Linked DNA regions of Homo sapiens: regions 1, 2 and 4 are each linked to region 3. Evidence: chromatin contacts called from ENCODE Hi-C or POLR2A ChIA-PET data. All regions are on one chromosome and are shown on one strand. The core of a region is the stretch at or near the end of the contact, and the rest is flanking DNA. Distances in the headings are between cores, read along the strand shown.

Region 1 (5,396 bases), core at 632-3,131, 360 kb after region 3:
AGATAATACCTGTGAAATTGATTGTTTTCAAAAGTGACCCAATTTTTCACAACCTGCCATATCCATGTCCTTTTGCCTTGCTTCCTGTCAAGCGGCAGAGTCTCTTTCTTCACTTTCTTCAATATGGATGGCCTTGTAACTCGATGTGGCCAACTAACTATCCCTTCTCACTTTGAGTAGGTATCTCTTCTTATGCTGAGACCTCGCCACTACCATATGAAGAGGCCCAATCTCACCTGAAGGATGAAGACATATTAATCAGTCATCCCCACTGACCCAGCCAACAGTCAATCAATCCCCAGAAGCAGGGGCAGCCTGCTGGCCCACAGTTAACCACAGACATGTTAGAGAGGCCAGTCAACACCAGAAGAACTACCCCACCAAACCCAACTTGTACTGCCAACCCACAGAATTGTGACCAAAATAAATGGTTGTGATAATAAATCACTATTTTAGGCTGTTAAGTTCCACAGCAACAGCTAACCAATACAGCGTATAAAATGCTTGGCCTAATTAATGGAGCCCATGATGAAGATGATAATGATGATGAGGATGACAATATTGCCCATGTTTTGGCCTCTGTTGGGAATATAAGAAAAGGTTGTATCATGACTTCTGCCCAAAAGGAGTGCATAGCACTACATTATTCAAAGGAAAAGAAAGACAGCAAACAATGACTTCCAACAAACTCCCAGTCACTTGCTTGTTCTTCAAAGTCTTGACCAACTATTCTGACCTCAAGCCCTCGCTAAGGAGATTTGACGTTGCATCCACAGTAAAGAGTTATTGGAAGGTTCTAAGGCTGGGAATGGTGGGATAAGAGATGCTTTAGAAAGACCCTGCAGCAGGAAGGGTCAGAGGAAGAGCCTGCCTGTGGGAGGTCTCATGCGGTGGTCAAGGAGAGCAGGGACACCAACCTTCTGCTCACACCTGCATGGCTCCCCAGGGCTCTAAGAATAAACTCTAGACTCCACAGGGCCTGGTGTGACTGGCCCTCTACCCTTTTGAACCACTCTTCCCCGTTCTCATTCTGCTCAGCCCATGCTGTTCCTCTTACCTCCTCACACCTCCTCACTGTGCCCTGATTCCTCTTCCCTTGGTGCCTTTGCATGTGCTGTTCCATTGCCTCCCCTCCCTTCCTGTGCTCATCCTTCAGATCTCCATAGTTGAGATGTCACTGGACACTTCATCTAAGTCTAGTCCCCCTGATATGGTCACTTAAAAACCCTGTGTCCCTCTTTTGTGGCAGTCACCATGGTTTATACTTACGTATGTAATACATGAGTGATGGTTTCATGGGTATCTGCCCCCGCCAGGCTCTGAGCTCCTCTGGGGAGAGACCGAGTCTGTCCTGCTTGTTGCTGTGCCCAGAGTCTGGCCCAATGCCTGGTGTGCATCAGGCATAAATGGAATAGTTGTAAAATGAAGACTCCCTTGAGTAAAAACCCTTTGGGGCAGAACACTCGTGCTTATCCAGAATCTCCCAGTCCTGAAATCATGTGGGAGGAGAGACAGGCCACAATTCTTAGAGCTCTTCCCTCAGGAGACAAATCAGTCTCGTGCTGGAAGTGTGGCCCAAGACTCTGGCACCAGTTTTATAGCTTAAGGACACATTTAATCAGGCCAATAAATAATCCATCCCACCAGCCCCAGCAGCTGCATGGAAGGTCCTTAAGGAGAGAGAAACACCAATGTGGAACATTGAGTTCCCCAGCCCCAAGGACATGAAATTCTCCTGCAGGGTTTTAATCATCTAGTTGGACTGGAAATGCTTTCACAAGCCTTGCTTTGCAAACAAGTCTGTGATCAGAAGCAAACAAATAGGCTCTGTGTGGACATCTGACATCTAGGAGACTTCATTGGGGCCGCTACAGGAAGACGGATGCAACAGAGAAAAACACAGAGCTGAAAGCAACAAAAGACTCTGTGGCCTGACCCCATTGTCCCCAGAGAGGAGAGTCACTGACATCTCTCCCTTTCATCTTTTTTTTTTTTTTTTTTTGAGATGGAGTCTTATTCTGTTGCCCAGGCTGGAGTGCAGTGGCGTGTTCTCGGCCCACTGCAAGCTCCCCTTCCCGGGTTCACACCATTCTCCTGCCTCAGCCTCCCGAGTAGCTGGACTTTCATCTTACAGAATCCTTCTTCTCACTTGGAGGTGTGGGCTTGTATATAGCACTTGTGGGCTTATGTGTCCATCTGTCCGTGTCTCTCACTAGACCATATGCTCCAAGAGGGCAAGGACAGAGCTTACTCACCCATTGTTTCCCACTCATAGTGCAGTGCTTGGCATGGAGCTGGCTCCATAAATGTTTGCTGATTGAGTAAGCAAAAGAGAAACACTGAGCTGTAAGAAGGGATGGAAAGGTCAGCCTCACGCATACACAAAGATATAGCTGAAAGCATAGTAGAGAAATGGAGTGCGGTCTGGAGCCTCTGGATGGAGCCATTCCTGAAGACTTCACCACCAGTGGAGTTTTCATTCGTGTGCTCCAGGTTATTCCCTTTGTTGGTTAATCCAGATCCACACAAAGACTGTTATACAAATGTTCTCCTCATTCATAATAAATAGCCCCAAACTGGAAACAAACTTCATGTCCTTCAACAGGTGGTGAACAAACCAGTTGAGATATATTCATACAACAAATCCATGTAATGGAATACTACTCTGCAACTCAACCATGAAGGGAACAAATTGCTTGTTATGGACAGAATGTTTCTGACCCTCCAGAATGTGTATGCTGAAGCCCTAACCCCAGTATGTCTATATTTGGAGATGAGGCCTCTAAGGAAGTAATTAAGGTTAACTGAGGTCATAATTAAGGTTAAGTGAAGCTTTAATTCAGTAGGATTGGTGTCCTTATGGAGGAAACACCAGAAAGCACCCTCCTCCTCCTCTCTCCTCCCCCTCCCTCTCCTCACCCCCTCTCCCTCACTCCATGTACACACTGAGAGGAGGCTGCATGAAGACATAGCAAGAAAGGTGGCTGTCTGCAAGTCAAGAAAAGAGCCCTCATCAAACCAAATTGGCTGGCACCTTGATCATGGACTTCAGCCTCTGGAGCTGTGAGAAAATGAATTTCTGTCATCTAAGCCCCCCAGCCAGTGGTGTTTGTTATGACAGCCCAAGCAGACTAAGACACTGCAGATACACACAACAATACACCACGCTGAGCATAATGCGCCCGAGTCAGAGGCCTGCATCCAGTGTGAGTCCACTTAAATAAGGTCTATGAGCTTAAGCTGGTCCAGTCCACCTTATTTTGTTGTTGTTTTTGCTGTTGTTGCTGCTCTGTTTTGTTTTGTTTTGTTTTGTTTTAGGCTTTTAGCAGTCTGAAGCCATGGATTTTCACCTCTGTCTCTAGTGATAAGCGGAAAAGAGGGATGAGGAAGGGGATTTACTGGCCCAACCAGAAAGAGAAACTAAGAACCCATGACTATATTCTCTCCCTTGGACAGCACTGGACAAATCTGTAATCACCCAACAGGTTCTTCTTGCCCACTGCACAGACAAAATCCATTTACTGAGATAATGGTATTGCAGTAAAGACATTTCATTGACAGGAGATCAGTCATGCGGGAGACAGAGTTATTACTCAAATCAGTCTCCCCAAAGGCTCAGAGGTTAGGGTTTTTCAAGGATAGTTTGGTGTGGAGGGGTCTAAGGAATGGGGAATGTTGATTGGTTGGGGATGAAATCACAAGAGTATGGAAGACGGTCTTCAGGTGCTGAGTCTGCCTCTGGGTGGGGGCCACAGAACTGGATGAATCACAGGTCTGGGTGGAGTCAGCCAGTTATGAGAAATGCAAGAGTCTGAAAAGACATCCCAAAAGGTCAATCTTAGGCTCTGCAATAGTGATGTTATCTACAGGAGTAAGAGGGGACGTTCCAAATCTTGTGACCTCTGGGACAATGGCTGGTTACATTTAACTACACATACATCTTAGCAGAATTCAGGCCCCCCTCACAGCCCTAACCTTGTGGTCTTTCATTAGTTTTACAAAGGCAATTTAATTTTGGGATAGGTTATCATCATCCTTGCTATAGGTCAAACTATAAATTCCTCCCAAGGTTAGCTTGGTCCACACCATAATTGACCAAGGACAGCTTGGAGGTTAGAAGCAAGATGGAGTCAATTATGTCAGATTTCTCTTACTGTCAGAATGTTGCAAAAGGAGTTTTAGAACATGGTGAAAACAGGCCGGGCGCAGTGGCTCACGCCTGTAATCCCAGTACTTTGGGAGGCCGAGGTGGGCGGATCACGAGGTCAGGAGATCGAGACCATCCTGGCTAACATGGTGAAACCCCATCTCTACTAAAAATACAAAAAATGAGCCAGGTATGGTGGCGGGTGCCTGTAGTCCCAGCTACTCGGGAGGCTGAGGCAGGAGAATGGCGTGAACCCGGGAGGCGGAGCTTGCAGTGAGCCGAGATTGGGCCACTCCACTCCAGCCTGGGCAACAGAGCGAGACTCCATCTCAAAAAACAAAACAAAACAAAAAAAAAAACATGGTGAAAAGATTCAGACCAGTTGCTGCCTCTGGGAAGGTAGGAATTGACTGGATAGGGAGAAGAACTTTCAGAGGAGCTGGAGATGTGGCAGGTCTTGATGTGAGTGGCATTATGTGCATGTAGACATGTAGAAGCCATCAACCTGCACATTTAAGATGTATGCAGTTTACTGTATATAAATTACATCTTAATTGTTTTTTAGCTGGACTAGATCCTCTCTGAGCTTCTTCTAATTCTCTTGCCTTTAGGGTTCTGGGGTAGAGTGCAGCTACTCTGCAGCCTCACTTCTGTGGGCTCCTTTGGGGGCAGTGTGCTGTGGCCAGAGGGGCCAGGACAGGAATTCACAGACCTGGGCACTGGACACTGGCCAGGTACAGTCATGGGGAGCAGAAGCAGAATGAAAGCAGAGGAAGCCAGTCGGTGGCAAGAAGGTGAAGCAGAAAGAGAGAAGAAAGAAGAGAGGAGGAAAAGGGGAAAGAGAGAGATAAAGGAAGGCTAAGAGAGAGACGAAGAGGAGGGCAGAGAGCCCAAGAGTGACAGACGAAGGAAGAGACTGAGAGAGGTAGACACAGAGAGAGCTAGGGAAAGAGACAGAGAGAGGCCGATTGCCATGTGTGGCCCCAGCGAGGCAGCTGTTTTGCATTTTACTCAGTTTGTTTTCAGCCCTGACTTCCATATCCTATAAGGCCACCTGGGTTCCAAGCCTGTCCCTGAATCTCCACGACCCTGAGCTGTACTTGCTTCCAATGAAGACCCGATTACCTTGTGCGGACTTGAGGGAGGCCCTCTTTCTCGTGCAGCCTGAAATGTGTCCCCGGTGCTGGGTGGTCATTCCTTTCTTGTGTGTCAGCCTCACCTCAAGAACTAGGAGTGTCTGGAGGGTAGG
Region 2 (6,011 bases), core at 3,410-5,909, 410 kb after region 3:
CACAGGGTAGAAGGCCCCACTCACAGTGTCCCCATCATCAACACCCACCCCTACCCCACACACAGTGTCCTCACCACCAACACCCACCCCCACCCCGTACACAGTGTCCTCACCACCAACATGGGGCACCAGCAGGTGCACTTGTTAATGAGTGAACTACCTTGACACATCATCATCACCCCGACTCCATAGTCTATGTGAGGCTCACTCTTGGTGTTGCACATTCTATAGGTTTGAGCAAATGTATCATAACGTGTCTGCCATGACTAGATCATACTAGGTAGTTTCACTACCCTAAAATTCCTCTGGGCTTCACCTATTCTCTTTTTTCACTTTGTTTCTTCGTTTTCAGAATGAAAACAACTTTACTGATTTTAAAATCATGCATGCGCTTAATAGCACCCTCCTATTCCCCAGACAACCACTGCTGAGAGTGTGGGGTATGTTTCCTTTCAGGTGTTTTCTGTCTGTATCAACATAGCCCACCCAGAGTATATAAGGAGTACCCAAGAGTCCATAGGAGCTAATATTGGGAATTGGCATTGACTGAGTGCCTACTATGTGCTTGACCTCACTGGACATTAAAATTTTTTTTTTTTCTGAGACAAGATCTCACTCTGTCACCCAGGCTGCAATGCTGTGTGGCACGATCATAGCTCACTGCAGCCTTGAACTGAGCTCAAGCGATCCTCTCACCTCAGCCTCCTCAGTAGCTGGGACCACAGGTGCACACCACTGTGCCCTGCTAATTTTTTTTTTTTTCTGGTAGGGACAGGGTCTCTCTGTGTTGCCCAGGCTCGATCTCCTGGCCTCAAGCGATCCTTCCACCTTGGCCGCCCAAAGCGCTGGGATTACAGGCGTGAGTCACTCCACCTGTCAAACCTCACTGGACATTTAACACTCACAGCAACACTGTGCGGTGGCCACCATCTCTGCCTCCGTTTCACAGATGAGAAAACTTAAGGCTCAGAGAGTTGAAGGTCCTTGCCCAAGGTCCCAGGAATAGAAAGTGTCAGAGCTGTTTCTAATCAAGTGACAAAGAAAGAGTCAAGGCTGGAATTTGAGTCAAGTTAGCTCTGACTCTGCACTTGGAAAAGCAGAAAGCATCTTGACGTGAGGAATTCTCTCCTACCCCAACCGTGGGGACGGAGGTTCTGAGCCAACATGGAAAGGGCCTGAAGAAACAGCTTGCTGGGTGGCGGGCCCTTGGAAGATGGAGTGGGAAACCTCAGCACCCTGCGGGTGCCCTTCTCAATCCTGGCTCTTAAGACCCAGGAGCCTGAGCCTGGGAGAGAGGAGGTGATCTCTTTTCCTCAGCCTGTGTCTGTAGGACTCACATCAGCAGAAAGTACACACCCACTCAGAGGAACACACTGCCACATTCCACACACTCACATGTGCACACCCTACCCCTCATGACAGCCAAGCTCTCTCCTGTCCACTCTCCCATTTCCGCCTCATATCCGGGCCACCTCCTCCAGTTGCCTACATTGCGCACTGCACAGTTGCAAGGGGATCAGTCACATGGACTGCAATGTGAATGGCACCCCCTGGAGTTGTGTGACACTGCTCACGTTGAGCGGGGAGACTTGGCTTATTTTACACTTGGCAGAAACTGATGCTCAGAGACAGCCAGTGACTTACCCACTGGTCAAAGAGTGCGTCAGTGCTTGGAACAAAAATCTGTCATCTTTTATCTCCCTTCCCCCATGCCTTTCAAAAAGAATTATTTCTAAAACTTTGATATGTTTTAAAAACAAATTGTTGTTAAACTTCTATCTAGTTGTTTTTGAGGAGGTTCCATACAAAATCTTAAGGGTACCAAAGAGCATAAAAAGAAAGTCATTCCCCTCCCACCTGTGAGCCCGGGACACCGGTTCCTTTGCCCAGAGGCAGCCGCTGCTGCTGGTTGTCGTGTGTCTGGTCCAGAGACACTCTAAACATCGTTTACACAAATGGGAGCGTGTGATGCTGCCCGCACCCCAGTGAGGGCTTTGTATGCCCTGCACCGTGCCGGAACCTTGCAGCCGCCTGACTCTGTTTTACTGTCCACAGGATTCCCTTACATGGAGGCCCCGCTGGCTATTTCGCAACACCCACTGGCATTCACTTAGGGCGCTCTGATCTCTCGCTGAAGCAAACCATGCTGGTGAACTCCCTTGCCTGTGTGTCATTTCACATGTCGGAAAAATCACCTGAAAGGTAAAGTCTTCATTTCTTTTAGACCTAAATATTTCATTTTTGAAACAAACTGAAATGGCATAAAAGGACATATAATAAAGTAAAAGAGAAGGTCCGAGTTGCCCCCACCCCTATTGATTCTACTCCCTGAAAGTGGCCACTGTTTCATCTCATATTATTTCACAGTTGCTTATGGGGCTTAAGATATGTGGTTGATTTGCAAAAATGGCCGTAGGCCTTTCCCGGGGCCAGCTTGGTGGAGACGGCAATCCAGGAGTTCCCTGCATTGGGAATGGTGGTGGGATCAAGCATGTGGAAGCTTCCTGAAATCTGGAGTGAACCTCTCAACTCCAGCCCTCTCACCATGCCCATTCCCAGCAAAACTACAGTCCCTTTGTCCCTCCCAGCCTGACCCCTTCTGCCAACACCAGGGGCCAAGGGTGGGAACCTAGGGTCTCCACAGAGGTGAGCAGACAGGGCTAGGAGCTCAAGGCACAGGGGAAGGCTGTCCGCCTGCCCAGTCAGTGTGCAGAGGGTAAATAATTCCCAAGTGTGTCTTAGGGAGAAAAGATAGTCACCAGTGACTCTACCTCACCACCTCTCACCTGCTTCATTGGGTCACTTCTTTACCCAACACCCTTTTATTGAGCACCAACTGCATGCCTGGTACTAAGTGCCAGGCATACATCCAGGGCAAAACCAACAAATTCTCTGAGAGTTACATGTTCATTGGATGAGACAGAAAATAAGCAAATAAGACCATGAATATATACTATGTCAGGAAGTAGTATGTTCTCAGGAAAAAAGCAAAGCAGAATAAACAGGAGGTCAGGGAGAAGAGGGTGGCCGAGGAAGACCCATAAGAGGAGGAGACACGAGCACAGGTGAGTGATGACTAGGAGTGAGCCCTGCAGACAATGGGAGAAGGCTTTCTAGGCCAGGGGAACCCCACACACAAAGGCCTGGAGACAGGAGAGTGCAGCTATGCTGGAGGGGCAGCCAGGGGACCCACATGGCTGGAGCAGTGGGGTAGAGGGGTGGCGGGGAATGGTGGGAATGAGAACAGAGGTACCACCTGTCACCCTAATCCCCTATCCAGTCCTCAGCACCCCACTCCCAGCATCCACAAAACCACCCTCTGCCTTCTCCTTCCTTCTGCCCACCCTGAGGAAAAGGCATCTCTCCTCTTGCTCAGGGCGGGTTCCCTCTCTCCTCTGGGCTGAGTCCCTTCTCATCTTTCCTGCCACCGCAGATGCAGACGCTGGCTCCAGCTGCAGAGCCTTGGCCTCTGCTGTCGCCGCTCCTTCTGGGTCCTCCACACCCCTTTCCACCTACCTGGCTCCTGTTCAGCTTTTCAGATCCAGGCTAGGACCTGCATCCCCACAAAAGCCCTCCCTGCTGCCCAGGCTGGGCCAGCGGCTCCCTGGCTCCTCAACCACCTGCACTTTCCCTTTTCCACTTCTGACTGTTTGACAAGGCAATGAGCTCCTGGGGTCAGAGAAGTGCTCAATTCCCCTGTGTGTCCCCAGCTCAGAGCTTAGGGTTTGGCCAGATGTGCAGGCGACACTCCTGTGGCTTCAGGCTGAGGCCTCAGGCTCCCCAGAGCCTTTTGGCACCCTGTCTCCCTGCTCATCCCCTTGCTTGTCCTGCTACCCCAGGGACAATTGTGTCTTAACCACATTGACCTACTTGCTGCCCACAAAACTGATCTGGTGCTTCCTGTCCCTCCCCCTGGCCCTGAACTGCTACCACCACTCTCATCTTCCTAACCAAAATCTCCTCCATCAAAACCCAACTCCAGCCTACCTGGATGGGGGCAGAGGAAGACACGCCAGACAGGAAGGCCAGCGAGGCATATTCACTGTGTGACCTCCAGCACCTCCTCTTGTCTGGGTGACCCTCAGCTTCCTAGTCCACAGCCTGAGGATGCAGCGGTCCCCAGAGCACAGGGTGGGGGTGAGCGGCAGATGGCAAGACCCTGTCCTGGCTCCTCCCCTTGGCTTTGGGCTCCCTGAGATGCTGTAGTCATCTCTGGATCCCTCCCAGTGCCCAGAACTTAGAAGCTTCTCAGCAAATATTTATGAAATGTATGAGGACACCATACTTTATCGTTTACATTGGCACACACGTTATTGTGCTCTGTCCTTGCTGGCATCCCTCCATTACAGGCCTGCAAGCCCAGGTTGCTGGACTGAGTGGGCAGGGGATTGGTCATGAGCTTCAGAAAGAGCCCTACCAGACATTCAGGGAGGTTGTGGAACCCACCCAAGGCCACACAGTCAACAAATCACAGAGCCAGCCCTGGACCCCGCGCTCTGCAGAATCCAGGTCCTGTGCACATCACCTCCGTCCTCCCTGTGACTCTGCAAGGTGGGCCCTCTCGCTCTTTCCTTTGGCCTTTTGTTATTTCTGAGGGCTACAGATCCTGGAACTGCAGCCGTGATGGGAAGAACAGGACACAGGGTGCCCAGCAGGAAATGCCAGGCACTGAATGGAAGGTGGGGGCTGAGGAGCAGTTGGCACCTCTGTGCCACAATGCACCCCTGAAGGGTGGAGTTGCTTAGAGACCTGGTGAGGCAGGAGCCAGCTCCCCTCTGCAGTGGCCATGTGTTCACCTTGGAGCTGGATGTGGCTCTGGGCACTGCTTACAGATGGAAAGTGGCCAGAGTCCCAGGAGGGAAAATAAGCACTGTGTTGGTGTCCTGCCATCCCTCTTTGGTGTCCCTGGGCCATGACAGAAGGTTAAGGCTGAGGGCAGAGATGTGGTCTTGGGGCTTGGTTGCTTCTTGGCACTAGGAGGGAGCCTATGGGTGTCCTGCAGTGTTTGTCTGGCACTCACAACCAGTAAGGAAATTGTCTTCTGCTAGGAACGCTCCTGAATACTCAGTCTCCCTGCCTGCAACACACATGCACAGGCTTGGGGAGCCCTGGGGCTGAGAAATCCACTTCCAAGCACATATTCAGCACCTACTCTGTACCAGGCATGCCCAGCCAAAACGTCAGCTGGGGATGTTGCTGTGTGAGCTTGGCAAGCGCCTTCACCTCCTTGAGTCTCAGCTGCCTTAGCTGGAAGGTGGAAATAATGACCTCACCTGCCTCGCAATCCAGTGGGCAGAATTAACATGACTGTGGAAGTCTCAAGTGGGACCATTACAACTGCAAAAGCCCTGGTCAGCAACTAAGACCCTACAGGGTTTTTTTTTTGTTGTTTTTTTTTTGAGACAAGGTCTCACTCCATTGCCCAGGCTGGATGCAGTAGTGCAATAATAGCTCACTGCAGCCTCAACCTCCTGGTCTCAGGTGATCCTTCCAGCTCAGCCTCTGGAATAACTGGGACTACAGGCGCGCCACCACATCTGGCTAATTTTTGTGTCATTTTTTGGTAGAGACAGAGTTTTGCCATGTTGCCTAGGCTGGTCTTGAACTCCTGGACTCAAGCAATCCTCCCGCCTCGGCCTTCCTAAGTGTTTGGGATTATAGGCGTGAGCCACTGTGCCCAGCCTGAGACCCTATAGTTAAATCATTTGAGTCTTCCGAATCTCAGGAGAAAGAGAAGAGGGAGAAGAGTGCATGCTGAAGTACTTAGTAAATCATCCGAGAGAGATAAGCCAAGATGGGAGGCACGGGGGAAATCTTTCGCAAGTATTTCCTTCCAGCCTGAGGCTTGCCCTTTCACTTTCTGAAGGGTGTCTTTTGATGGAGAGAAGTTGTTAATTTTAATGAAGTCCAACATATCAATTTCTTCTTTCCCAGTTAGGGATCCTTGTGTCCTGTTGAAGAAACGCTTGTGTCACAGGGCCATGCAGACTGTCACCATGCTCCATGCCCAA
Region 3 (5,791 bases), core at 837-3,336:
GACTGGGACACTTCTTCCTCATACCAGTGAGAAATCAGCTGATAGAGGTTAGAGGGATCAGAGAAGGGAACAGTGGGTCCCCACTGTTCTGTGGCCCTTGATTTCTCCAGCTCAGAAATGGAGTAAGGCATGCCAGCTCTAAGTCTCTGTCTCTTCAAAAGGGATCTATGGACTCCCAGGTTTCCAGAGAGGAATGCTCAGGGCTCCAAGAATGAGAATTTCAAATGGTCTTTTTTTTTTTTTCATTTTAACATGAATCTAACATCCTCATATTTCAAACTATTAGGATGACCTCATTATAACTGATAACTGTCCTCTAATTAACTTTGCTGTTTGAGTTTGCATTTTTGCTTATGGTCATAAGGTTCCCAGGAAAACCACTTTTGTGATTTGGAGCCCAGGAGAAGAAAGCAGTAATTCACTGAAGCCCCTGCCCTGTGTGAAGAAAGGGTTAGGAGGAGGTGGGCTAGAGGAAAGGGGTTGGGAGGTTTGATTCATCTCATGACAGAGGGTGATAGATGGTGCCAAATTTAATGGGCCCTACATGGTGACAATTGACACCATGATCAGGCTACAAGCTGCCACTTGGCTTCAGCAAAGTAACATTCTCTGGCATATGTCAATTATCATTCATTTAAAAGTTAGATTTTCTGGTGTTTATGTTAGTTTATATTTCATCTGGAACTTGCAGATTTTAATAGCATAAGAGCCTACGCTTAGTTTTATGATAGTACATATCTAAGCAATGGTGTACTAAAAATTAGTTAAACCACCATTGAGTGTGTTTATTGGCCAGGGGGAGTAGTGTACAAGTTTCCCCTTTCAAGGAGCCCACATATCCCTCCAGCTTGAGAAACAAATCCCTGTTGATTTTGAAGGACCTCTGCATTCTCATGGTTTGTGAGCCCATGGATGGATCATCAGGTGGATGGGATTGTTTTAATTGAATTTGAGGTAAAGACCATTGTGAGGCCATTTTATACCAAATACCACCCGGTGAATATGTGTGTGTGTGTGTGTGTGTGTGTGTGTGTGTGTGTGTGTGTGTGTGTGTGTACTTTATGTTCTGCTGGCACCAGAATCCCCTGCAGGAGGGCTTGTTAATGCTCAGAGGGATGCCCACTGCCCAGGTTCACATTCAGTCCATCTGGGACTGAATGAAATGCACCCCAAAATGTGCATTTCTAACAAGTTCCCAGGTGATGCTGATGGCCACCCTTAGAGATCCAGAAGATCATCATCTGTGGGCTGGGAGGCAGGACTCAGGTCCACTGGCCTCTGTCCAGCCTGCTCTGGAATCCTGGGTAAGCCCCTTGTTCTGGGTGAGCCTCTGGACTCCCTACTTCCCATTCCTGCAATAAGAAGCTGGGACAAGTCTAGTGCCTCATCCAGGAGCAAGCATAAGCTCTGACACCTGGTTTGCCATTCGGAGTCTAAAGCCTGGTGTCTTATCAGTGAAGTTTCATGTCCACCCAGGAAGCCCCTGGAGCAGGAGGGCAGTGGCAGTCTTAGCTCCCTGCTTTGGGGAGACAAGCTGCGGAAACAGAAAGGCACACTCCCACTCCAAATCCCATCTCTGGCCCTGTGACCTTGTGCAAGTGACTGGTCTCCAGGGCTTCCCCTCATGTTGTAGGGTCACTGAGAAGTCCCTTCTGGAAAGCACCTGGATCTGGTGGGCCCTCTCAGACTCATCTGTGCGCTCCCAGCCACACTTTGCCTCACCGGCCGCTGGCCATCTGCCCGTGGGCTCCTGGTCACCTCGGGAGGAGAGCACTTATCACCATTCCACCCCCAAGGTCTTCCTCAGGATAATCTCCGGCCCGGGTGATTCATCTCATGGGCTGGGCCCTTCCTCTCGGGCCTGAAATATCTCCCTCCCCTCACCATTCCTGGGTCATGCCTGTGCCCCCAGCCATGTGACTTCCTCTGGGGACTGGCCCTGGGCCCCTGCCCTCCTGCCACCCCTCCACTCTCTAGCTAGCGACCCATTCTGGGCCTGCCATATCAGGCAGGGCTCAGCTGGGAGGGAGGAAGCCCACAGCTTGTTGTGCTGGGGAAAAAGTGCATCCCCACGTCCGGCCCCCACCCTGGCCCAGCCACACCTCTGCCTTTAGTGGGCTGGGCTTCCGGCACACATCCTGGCATGTCCTGGCCTGTTTATCACTTAGTTGCCACCTGGCGCTCTGCCCCTCATGCACACACATTCCCTGGGAGGCTTCTGGGGCTGGAGCAGAGTGGTTGGCCAGTATATCCCCCAGCTTTAGGGAGGCTGCCTTTCTCTGGAGCTAAGGATGGCTTTTTGGAGAAGACAGATCTGATCATATATCCCAGTTTCACTGTGGAATTACTGTGTGACTTTAGGCAAGTGAGTCTGCATCTCTGGGTCTTAGTTTCTCTGATTTTTAAATAGAAAGATAAATACCTTCATCTCCAGTTGTTGTGTGGATTAAATAAGATAATTACAAACAGACTGATGCTTGAACCCTACCTCCAACCACTTAAATCAGAATCTCTGTGGAGCATATAAAAAGCTTTCAGGGAGGTTCTAAGACACAGCCATGGATGGAACCCACTAGTATGGAATAGTTAATGGCTGAAGCTCTGGACTAGACCAACATGGATTTGAATTCTGGATCTGTTACATAATTATGGAGCCTTGATAGATTATTAGCCTCTCAGAGCTTCTGTTTACTTGTGTGTAGGATGGGGATAATAGTAATTACTTCCTAGTACTGTTATGAACATTAAATGAAGTAATAGATACTAGGTACTTTGCACACAGTGACTATTCCCTAAGTAAGTCAGGTGAGGAGAGGACAAGCCCTTCGTTCACCAGTTTACACAAGGCAGCTGGCTCTGTGCCTGGTCCCTCGATGGTACTTCAAATGAATATCTGTAAATGACTAAGTGTAGCTGTTTTCATTATTGTAGACTAAAAAGTAGTGAAAAATCTCAATTATCCTGAAGATAAACTTTTTCTGTCTTGTGACTGACTTTAGAAACTACATCTCCCAGCATCCTTTGCAGCTAGGGGCAGCCATGACTTTGTTCTGTTGAAAGAGATGTAGGTGGAAGCCCCTGGGCTTTCAGTTCCTTGAGTTTCCCCTTCCTCTGGCAGCCATCTTGAGAAGGACGGCCAAATGGAAAACAAGAAGGGACACGATGGCATGGTTGAGCTGCCATAGCAGCCCCGCAGCCTGCCTCTGGGCTTTTTTTTTTTAAGTGACAGAAAAATCTATTATTGTTTAGGCCTCTGGGTTGGGGGATTTTTGTTTCTAGTGGAAGAAAAACAGATGCATTGGGCCTCCTCATTGTCCTACTTTCTGTTCTTAGTCCTCCGTGTCCAAAAAAATCTAGAACCAGTCACCTGAATCACTAATTCCTTCTTTAGATCTCTAGGGCTGGGTTAGAGGCACTACAGGAAACCTGTCCAACCCTTAATCTGACCCCTTGAGGCAGAGTTAGCCCCGAGTCCTGTCCAGGCTCCTCTGGCAGCCCCAGAAAGTTCAAGAAGAGAGAGTGACTCCCTCCTTCCCTAGATGCCAATACCCAAGTCCAAAATCTCACAGCTGCCATGGGTCTCCTGAGCTCTCCCTCTGGAGAGGCAAATATTTGTCAGAATCTTGGCTCTGCACTGATTTGCCATGGGCAATGTGACTTTGAACAAGCCTTAATGTTCCTATCCATAAGGTGGGTCTATGGCAATCAAGAGATAAATCTAAATAAGAAATTCAGAAAGGGACACAGTGGCTCTTGCCTGTAATCCCAACACTTTGGAAGGCCGAGGAGGGCAGATCACTTGAGGCCAGGAGTTCAAGACCAGCCTGGCCAACATGGTGAAACCCCATCTCTACAAAAAAAAAAAAATTAACCGGGTGTGGTGGTGCATGCCTGTAATCCCAGTTACTCAAGAGGCTGTGGCATGAGAATCGCTTGAACCCAGGAGGCAGAGGTTGCAGTGAGCTGAGATCATGCCACTGGCACTCTGGCCTGGGTGACAGACCCAGACTCTGTCTCAAAAAAAAAAAAAAAAAAAAGAAACTAGGAAAGGGAAAAGTCAATGTATGACTAGAGGTGAGCAATGCTAACAAACCAACCCAGAACTACGATTAAATATTCAAGGGAAGGGAGGTGGCAGAATATTACAAGGTCTGTGAATATTACAGACCTTGGCATTATAAAATCAATAGCACTGCTGGGTGCGGCAGTGGCTTATGCCTGTAATCCCAGCACTTTGGAAGGGTGAGGCAGGCGGATCACTTGAGGTCACGAGTTCAATACCAGCCTGACCAACATGGTGAAACCCTATCTCTACTGAAAACACATACAAAAATTAGCTGGGCATTGTGGTGGGCTCCTATAATCCCAGCTACTCGGGAGGCTAAGGCAGAAGAATCGCTTGAACCTGGGAGGCGGAGGTTGCAGTGAGTCGAGATTGTGCCACTGCACTCCAGCCTGGGAGACAGCAAGACTCTGTCTCCAAAAAATAATAAATAAATAAATAAATAAATAAATAGAATCAATAGCCCAACGGCAGTATGTTAGGTGTGAGCATGATAGAAAGTGTGAAGGACTTAATTTTCTCATTCTTCATAACAGGGAAAAATAAATGCTAGGATTTAAACATGTAATTTAGCGGGGAGATGGCCCCTAATCTCTTAATGTTCTCCACAAACCTGGAGTGATCTTGTAAAAAATACTCATTTTGCTAACAAATCGAATATGTAAAGTTAACAACTGCTTTTATTTCACTCAAATTTCCTTTCCTTTGGTTAAATTCATATGGAAATATGCTTCATGTATTTTATTGTTTAAATTGACATATACAGTATAATCTCATTTTAATAAAATTCCTTTCCTTCCTTCCTTGCACACTGCCTCTCTTCTTTCCTTCCTGTTACCCATCCTCCCTCTCTTACGTCTCCCATCCTTTCTTCCACTCCCACTCCACCTTCCAAATATATACCTAGACAAACATCTGGAATGATGTTGCCTAATATTAATTCTAGGTTTGGGGAACTAGGGTTTGTAATGATTGCCCTCCTCTCTCCATTTTGGCAACATTTTGCTATATAGCTTGAATGGTTTATAAAAGCACTTATCATTTTAATAAAGACAATATAATACTTTTTTCCAAAAAATTATTCGTATCAATTTTATGGGGTTCTCTTGAGCACTGAATGACATGACCAGGAAAGCACCTGGCACACTGTGGCAAGCACAAGTCCAAGATGGCCCCGAGATTTCTTTCCAGTGATGTACATGCCCTGTACATGCTGGTCCTTCTACCTGGAATGTTCTTTCCTTCTCCCTTTAGCAAATTTCTACTCATCCTTCAGGACCTAGTTCAACGTGAAGAAGTTCCTGACACCTACACCCAGCCAATCAGACCCTCTCTCTGGAGACTTAACGGGGACAGCAGAAAGGGTTAGCGTGCATTCACATAGCAGCAGTGTCCAAGGGTAACTGTTTAGAGGTCTTTGGCACCAAGACTACCTGGCACAGCCCAACTCTTGCTTTATTGAACCTTGTCTTCAGGCTTCCTGTATTCCACCACCTTCCCGGTATCCTTCCAACAAATTGTTTTTATTTAAAGTGGCTAAGTCAGTTTCTGCAGCTTGCAAGTTAAGTACCCAACTGTTGCCCTGTCTCCCCAACATTGAGTTCCAGGCCCTCAGAAGTTTGTGGAATGAATTGAAGTCATGCGGAGGGTCATTGTAACAGGCCATCCTTCCTGCGACCCAACCTCCTGAAGGATGGGACAGGAGACAGATACCTGTGCTGCCTCTGT
Region 4 (5,901 bases), core at 869-3,368, 380 kb after region 3:
CCCCTCTCTCTTCCTCGCACTCTGGCCATGTGAAGTGCCTTGTTCCCCCTTCGCCTTCCGCCATGATTGGAAGCTTCCTGAGGCCCCCCAAGAAGCAGATGCTGCTGTGCTTCCTGTACAGCCTGTGGAACCATGAGCCAAATAAACCCATTTTCTTTATAATTACCCAGTCTCAAGTATTTCTTTATAGCAATTCAAGAATAGACTGATACAGCCGATAGTTATTTTTACATAAAAACCTCTCCTTCCAGGCAAATAAAGCATATCAACAGATTTATCACTGGAGCCCAGGACTCTGGGAGGCTCTGCTTTAGGTCCTTGTTGGTCTGCATGCTTCTGGGTGCTTGGAGTCATGCATGACAAGGGTGGTCCTTAGCGGACACTGCTACTCATTCACCTTCTGCCTGTCGGAGCATCTGGAACCTTACATTATTGAAGGCATGTTGCAGAAGTCAGGTGCGTCAGTTTTCACACATGACCCCCAAATTCTTTGATGTTCCTTCCATCAGGAGGCAGGGTGCAACCTAGCCCCTCCTTCCCCTGGAATCTGCAGCCTGTGGCTGCTTGACCAATGGAGTATGGCAGAAGAGCCACTATGACAGCTTTGGGATACTGGTTCTCAGAACCCAGACAGGCCCTGAGGAAGCCCAAGCAGCCCGTAAGGAGGCTGAGTGGAATGAAACCAAGACCCTCATCCCACCCTTATCCTCCCCTGAGCTCCCCCTCATAGCCAGCCCCAACTCGCCATGAGTGCACCATCTTGGAAATGGTCCCCCCCGCCAACCTGTCACAGCTGACACCACACAGAGCAGAGATGAGCCTTCCCCTCTAAGCCCTGCCTGAACTGTGGATTCATGAGCAAAATCAAACTACTAAGCATGGGGGTTGTTTGTCACACAGCAATAGATAACTGCAACATCCGTAGACCTGGGCTCCAGTACTGGCTCCTTTTGCCCCTGACTCTGGTATCTTGGACCCCTTGCCTCCCCACAATCTCAGCCTACACACTTAAGAAGGGAGGGTTTGGTCTGCTCACAGTGTGGAATGCTGTGATGTCTATGCAGCTGTGGGGGTGTGAAGTGGCATCCCCACCTTGGAAAGCAGTTGGGCATCATCAAGGGAAGCGCAAGACGCCCTGACCCTGTGACCCAGCCATTGCACTCTGAGGTTAACTCTGCACAAGTGCTCTGGAAGACAAGTTCAGCTGACTTGAGGGCAAACAACTGGAGACGGCCTAGGAGTCCATCCTCGGGAGAAGGGCTTCATGCATCGTGGCTTATGTACAGACTGCAGATGAATGGATTCACGCTCTGTGCAGCCGTGTGCAGGAGCCTCCATAACGTGATGTTGAGTCAAAACGATAAGCTGAAGGGTGACTCATCCAGCATAGTCCCATTAAGTTTGAGAGCAAACAAAACCAATGTTTATAGATACAGATGTATGTGTGAAAACAAATATGGGAAGGTAAACTCCAGATGCAAGGAGTTAATTCCCTCGGGAGGGAGACAAAGACAGAAATGCAATCAGAGAGGGCTGCCTGAGGGCTCTGACTATATCCCGAAAATGATCAGTGAAGGAGGAGGAGCAGGACCAGCAACCTGTTAGAACTGGAGCTGGAGCTAGTTGTGGTAGCAGACATCTGTAATCCCAGGGACTCAGGAGGCCAAGGCAGGAGGATTGCTTGAGGCCAGTTGGAGACTAGCCTGGGCAACATAATGAGACCCTGCGTCTAAAAATTAAAAATAAACTAGCCAGGTATGATGGCATGCACTTGACATCCCAGCTACTTGAGAGACTGAGGCAGAAGGATCGCTTGAGCCCAGGAGCTTGAACCTGGAGCAAATTGTAATTACACCACTGCACTCCATCCTGGGCAACAGAGCGAGACCCTGTCTCTAAAAAAAAATAATAAAATGAATTAATTAAAATAAAGAACTGGAGCCAAGTGAGAAATCCACAGGTGTTTGTTACATTACTTTCTGTACTTTTCTATATGTCTGAAATATTTCATAAGTAAAAAGAACAGATTTTCCAAATGAAGAGTTGAAGTCAGTGGTGAGCGGGGCCTCTTCCAGTTTTCTGAGTCATGCAGAAGCCTCTGGCAGTTCTAGAGGGTGCATCTGCGTCTCCCACTCTTCCAGCGCAAGCCGGCTCCATATTACGCTCCCAGTCCTAAAACAGAATGACTAACGTGGGATTCCCACCGTGGCGAGTGTGTGTGCATGTGTGTGTGCGCATGCACTCTCCCAGGGAATCTCCCACCCGCCTCCAGGCTGGCCCGCAGCCTCTCTGCCTTCTGTACATCTTCCAGAGTGGCCATGTGGGAAGCAGTCCACGTGAGAATGTCAGTACAGGGACTGAGGAGGCTGGGCCTTGGGGGGCCCCCCTGGCTCCCTGGCCTAATTGCCTCTGACCTTGGGTTTTGCATTCCTCACTTGCAAAGTGTATACAAGGGTAGTGTATGAATCTAAGCTTTCTTCTGGACCCTCACAGCCTCTCCATCTCTATGCCCTAGACAGCCTTCCCCACAATGAGATAGCAGTAAAAATGACAATTGCAGCTGCTGTTTACTCAGCACCAATAGTTGATTATCTCATTTAACCCCCACAACAGACCCCTGATGGATGAGAAGGCTGAGGATCAGCGAGGCCCCGTGGCTTGTCCCAGGAAACACAGTGGAGATGCAGTGTTGCTGGGGCTTTGAGGAGTGGAGGGAGGAAGGCTACCGTTGCACTGGCTTCTGCCCACCCCAGCCTTTGGCCACCCTGCCCGAGATGCCTCCCTCTCAGCCCCCGGCTCTGGATTTCCACCCTGAATCCTTCCCTAGCTCAGGCTGGATGGGCTTTGCTGGTTGAGAGTTCTGGGAGCCGGGCCCAGGGAAGCTGGGGCAGCTGGCAGAGGCCCCTAGGTCCCACGCACACCAGGGCTGCCCAGGGCCTCCAGCCGTGGAGGCAGGGGCAGTGGATAGAAGAGGACACGGGGCTCTCTCTTGGGAGCTCTTCCCACCAGAGGCCTCTGCTTCAAAAATTCGTGACCCACCATTTCCATGGTGGCCTCTCATGGGGCATCTCCACACCCACAAGTCACCTGCCATCATCTGACCCTCGCGACACCCTCAACAGGCAGGGCCATTTGTGAAATCTTCTTCCCAGAGGAGGAAACTGGGGGTCAGTGAGGCCCTGTCTCGGGTCACCACTTCCCAGCCCCTTGAAGAGTTGTCGAAAGTGAGCACATCTGTGCCCACCGTCCCCCAAAGCCTCTCTGCCTCTTCCCCAGAGGTCCCCGCGATCCTGATTTTTAACACCATAGGTGAGTTTTGCCTAGTTGAAACTCCATGTAAATGAGGTGGTCCAGTCTGTACTTTTCCTTCCCTGGTTTCTTTTGCTCATCACTCTTGGAGATCCCACGCTGCGTGTGACTGTAATTGCTCTTGTTCCTAGCTACATGATATTCCGTGCATGGGTGTGTCACAAGTTCCCCTGACACCTGCTGACAGGGGTCTGGGCCGTTCTCAGGTTTTGAAGCCAGCTGGCTTTCTGCAGCTCCTGCTGTCCCCTGCCTGAGCCCTGGAGCCTGGCAGCAGCCTGGGTCGGGAGCAGGTGTTGCAATGCTCCTCATTTTAAAGAAGGAATCAGAAGGCAAGTAGAGACAGGAGCCATCTGCCAAGGTGGGAGCTGGGGTCTACCCGGGAATACCTGCCTCTAAGCCCCAGCCTTTCCCAGCTCACTAGATCACTCCCGCCTCCCCTGCCCCAGCCCAGGGCTGCTCACATCTGCCTCTTTGACAGTCATCTTTGCCATTGGGTGGCCCTGTGTGCTGTCTGCCTGCCCTTCCCCAGCAGGATCCATGAGTGAGTCTGTGCCCGAGGCCAAGCAAGTGCTCAAGACATTTGTCATCCGCCCATCCTGCTGCTCCACCCCTGTGTCCTGTCACCTCAGCGTCCAGGGCCTGGGGCTGGTCAGGAGGCCTGAGGTGTTAGAGGGCTACAAAGTCAGGTAGGGCCTTGGGCAAGTCTCTTTGCCTCTCTGTGCCTCAGCTTCCTCCTCTGTACAGTGACATTGTTGAGAGGATAACGTGAGTTAACCCCTGAGAGGTGCTTGGCTGAGTGCCTGGCCTGCGGTGAGTGTCCACGGTTGTGGAGGCTGTGATGCCTACCCCTTGTTGCTGTTGTTATAACACAGGTGAAGAAGACGTCAATTCCCAGGCCTGGCCAACCTCAGCCCAGTGCCCTCCCTGCCCCATTAATTGTGTGTGTGTGTGTGTGTGTGTGTGTGTGTGTGTGTAGAGCCTCCCTTGAGCTTAACAAAATATTGACTTCCTGATAAAATCCTTGTCCCTAGGCTACTTTCCCTCTCCTTACTGAGCTGACCCTTCAAGGATCTCAGAGCCAAACTGATGGCTCCACAGTTCCCCCACTGCCTTGGGTCCTACTCTTAGTTTTTAAGACAATTAAATTTAAAAATTTACATGGAGATTGCTATGGTCTGAATGCCAAATCCATGTGTTGCAACCCTCATCCCCAAGGTGATGGTGTTGGGAGGTGGAAACTTTGGGAGGTGAGGAGGTCATGAGGGTGGGACCCTCATGAATGGGATTAGTGCCCTTATACAAGAGGCCCCAGAGAGCTCCCTTGCCCTTCCCACCATGTGAGGACACAGCAAGAAGGCACCATCTATGAATAAGACAGCAGGCTCTCCCTAGGCACCAAGTCTGCTGGCACCTTGGCCTTGAACTTTCCAGCCCCAGAACTGTGAGAAATAAATTTCTTTGTTTATAAAACCACCCAATCTATGGCATTTTGTTATAGCAGCAAGAACAAACTAAGACAGTGGTAGACACCTGCAGTAAAAAAGTCAAAATTCTCAGAGGAAAACTGGAAAATCAGGCTTTCTTTCTCATCCTTGTGCATTTTCGGTTGCATCTCATGTGGCTCCAGTATTCCCAGTTCCTTCTGTATCTTTCCAGAGATATTCTATCATACACAGGATGACTCCTGCATTTATCTTTCACACAAATGGTATTCTCTACATACCTTCTTCACCTTGCTATTATTTTTTACAGCAAGAAAAAAAAATCAAATTGAGCGAAACAGTCCCAAACCATTTCTACTTTAAAAATTTTTAGTTTGCAACAGTTTAAGACCCACATGAAGTTGCAAAAATAGTACAGAGTTCCCATGCACCTTTCACCCAGCTTCTCCCAGCTCCCCTAGTGCTAACATCTTACATAATCATGCTACATTGTCAAACCGGGAAATTGACATGGGTACAGTATTACTAAGTCAGACCTTATTTGGATGTTACCAGTTTTTACATGTAATAATTGTTTTGTTTGTTTTTGTTTTCTGGTGCATAATTCTCTGAAACTTTCCCATGTAGATAGATTTTGTAGCCATCAGGCTGTAGAACTATTCCAAGCACCGCAAAGAAATGCCCTCATGTTAACACTGTAGAATTGCACCTTCCCCCAACCCTATCCCTAGCAACCACTGATCTGTTCCCCATTACTATAATTATGTCACTGTGACAATGTTACATAAATGGAATTATATAGTATATAACCTTTTGAGATTGGCATGTTTTGCTCAGCATAGTGCCCTGAAGATCAACTCAAGTTGCTGTGCTTATCAATAGTCCATTCCCTTTTATTATTGTGCAGTCTTCCATTTCATGGGTGTCCCACAGTTTGTTTATTCACTCACCTGCTGAAGGACATTTGTGCTGTGTCCAACTTTTGGCTGTTATAAATAAAGCTGTGATAAATGTTCATATAAAAGTTTTTGCATAAACCTGTCTTCATTTTTCAGGGATAAATACCCAGAAGTAATAATTGCCAGGTTATATGGTAAGTGTGTGTTTAACTTGATAACGAACTTTCCAGAGAGGCCATACCCAGAAGCAA

The links. A loop is a pair of places that touch in the nucleus more often than their neighbours do. ChIA-PET counts read pairs that join two places held with the same protein, here RNA polymerase II (POLR2A). Pooled maps may share reads with other maps.
Region 1: a map of colonic mucosa shows a loop between it and region 3 (4-fold over the local background). The contact joins two enhancer-like sites. A Hi-C loop is called at or near these places in 8 of 168 maps with a recorded cell type or tissue (A673, B cell, CD8-positive, alpha-beta T cell and 5 more), 8 of 37 single-sample maps with no recorded cell type and 13 of 50 pooled maps.
Region 2: a map of K562 shows a loop between it and region 3 (4-fold over the local background). The contact joins two enhancer-like sites. A Hi-C loop is called at or near these places in 1 of 168 maps with a recorded cell type or tissue (K562) and 4 of 50 pooled maps. POLR2A ChIA-PET finds 5 or more read pairs at or near these places in 1 of 52 experiments (activated CD4-positive, alpha-beta T cell).
Region 4: a loop to region 3 is called in a map of K562, with 4 times the contacts of the local background. The contact joins two enhancer-like sites. A Hi-C loop is called at or near these places in 26 of 168 maps with a recorded cell type or tissue (A673, B cell, CD4-positive, alpha-beta T cell and 20 more), 25 of 37 single-sample maps with no recorded cell type and 34 of 50 pooled maps.

Annotation. Positions count from the first base shown.
Region 1 is chr3:14,247,521-14,252,916 of GRCh38, forward strand. No RefSeq gene overlaps it. Among named protein-coding and RNA genes, the nearest start is that of LSM3, 71 kb to the left of the region's middle. RefSeq lists an enhancer at 4,749-5,396. Within about 2 kb of position 1,882, at least 6 of the 41 ENCODE cell types and tissues checked have a DNase peak (open chromatin) inside an H3K27ac peak, as active enhancers do.
Region 2 is chr3:14,299,717-14,305,727 of GRCh38, forward strand. No RefSeq gene overlaps it. Among named protein-coding and RNA genes, the nearest start is that of LINC01267, 50 kb to the right of the region's middle. Within about 2 kb of position 4,660, at least 6 of the 41 ENCODE cell types and tissues checked have a DNase peak (open chromatin) inside an H3K27ac peak, as active enhancers do.
Region 3 is chr3:13,888,830-13,894,620 of GRCh38, forward strand. No RefSeq gene overlaps it. Among named protein-coding and RNA genes, the nearest start is that of WNT7A, 12 kb to the left of the region's middle. Within about 2 kb of position 2,087, at least 7 of the 41 ENCODE cell types and tissues checked have a DNase peak (open chromatin) inside an H3K27ac peak, as active enhancers do.
Region 4 is chr3:14,264,318-14,270,218 of GRCh38, forward strand. No RefSeq gene overlaps it. Among named protein-coding and RNA genes, the nearest start is that of LINC01267, 85 kb to the right of the region's middle. RefSeq lists an enhancer at 2,379-3,018. Within about 2 kb of position 2,119, at least 3 of the 41 ENCODE cell types and tissues checked have a DNase peak (open chromatin) inside an H3K27ac peak, as active enhancers do.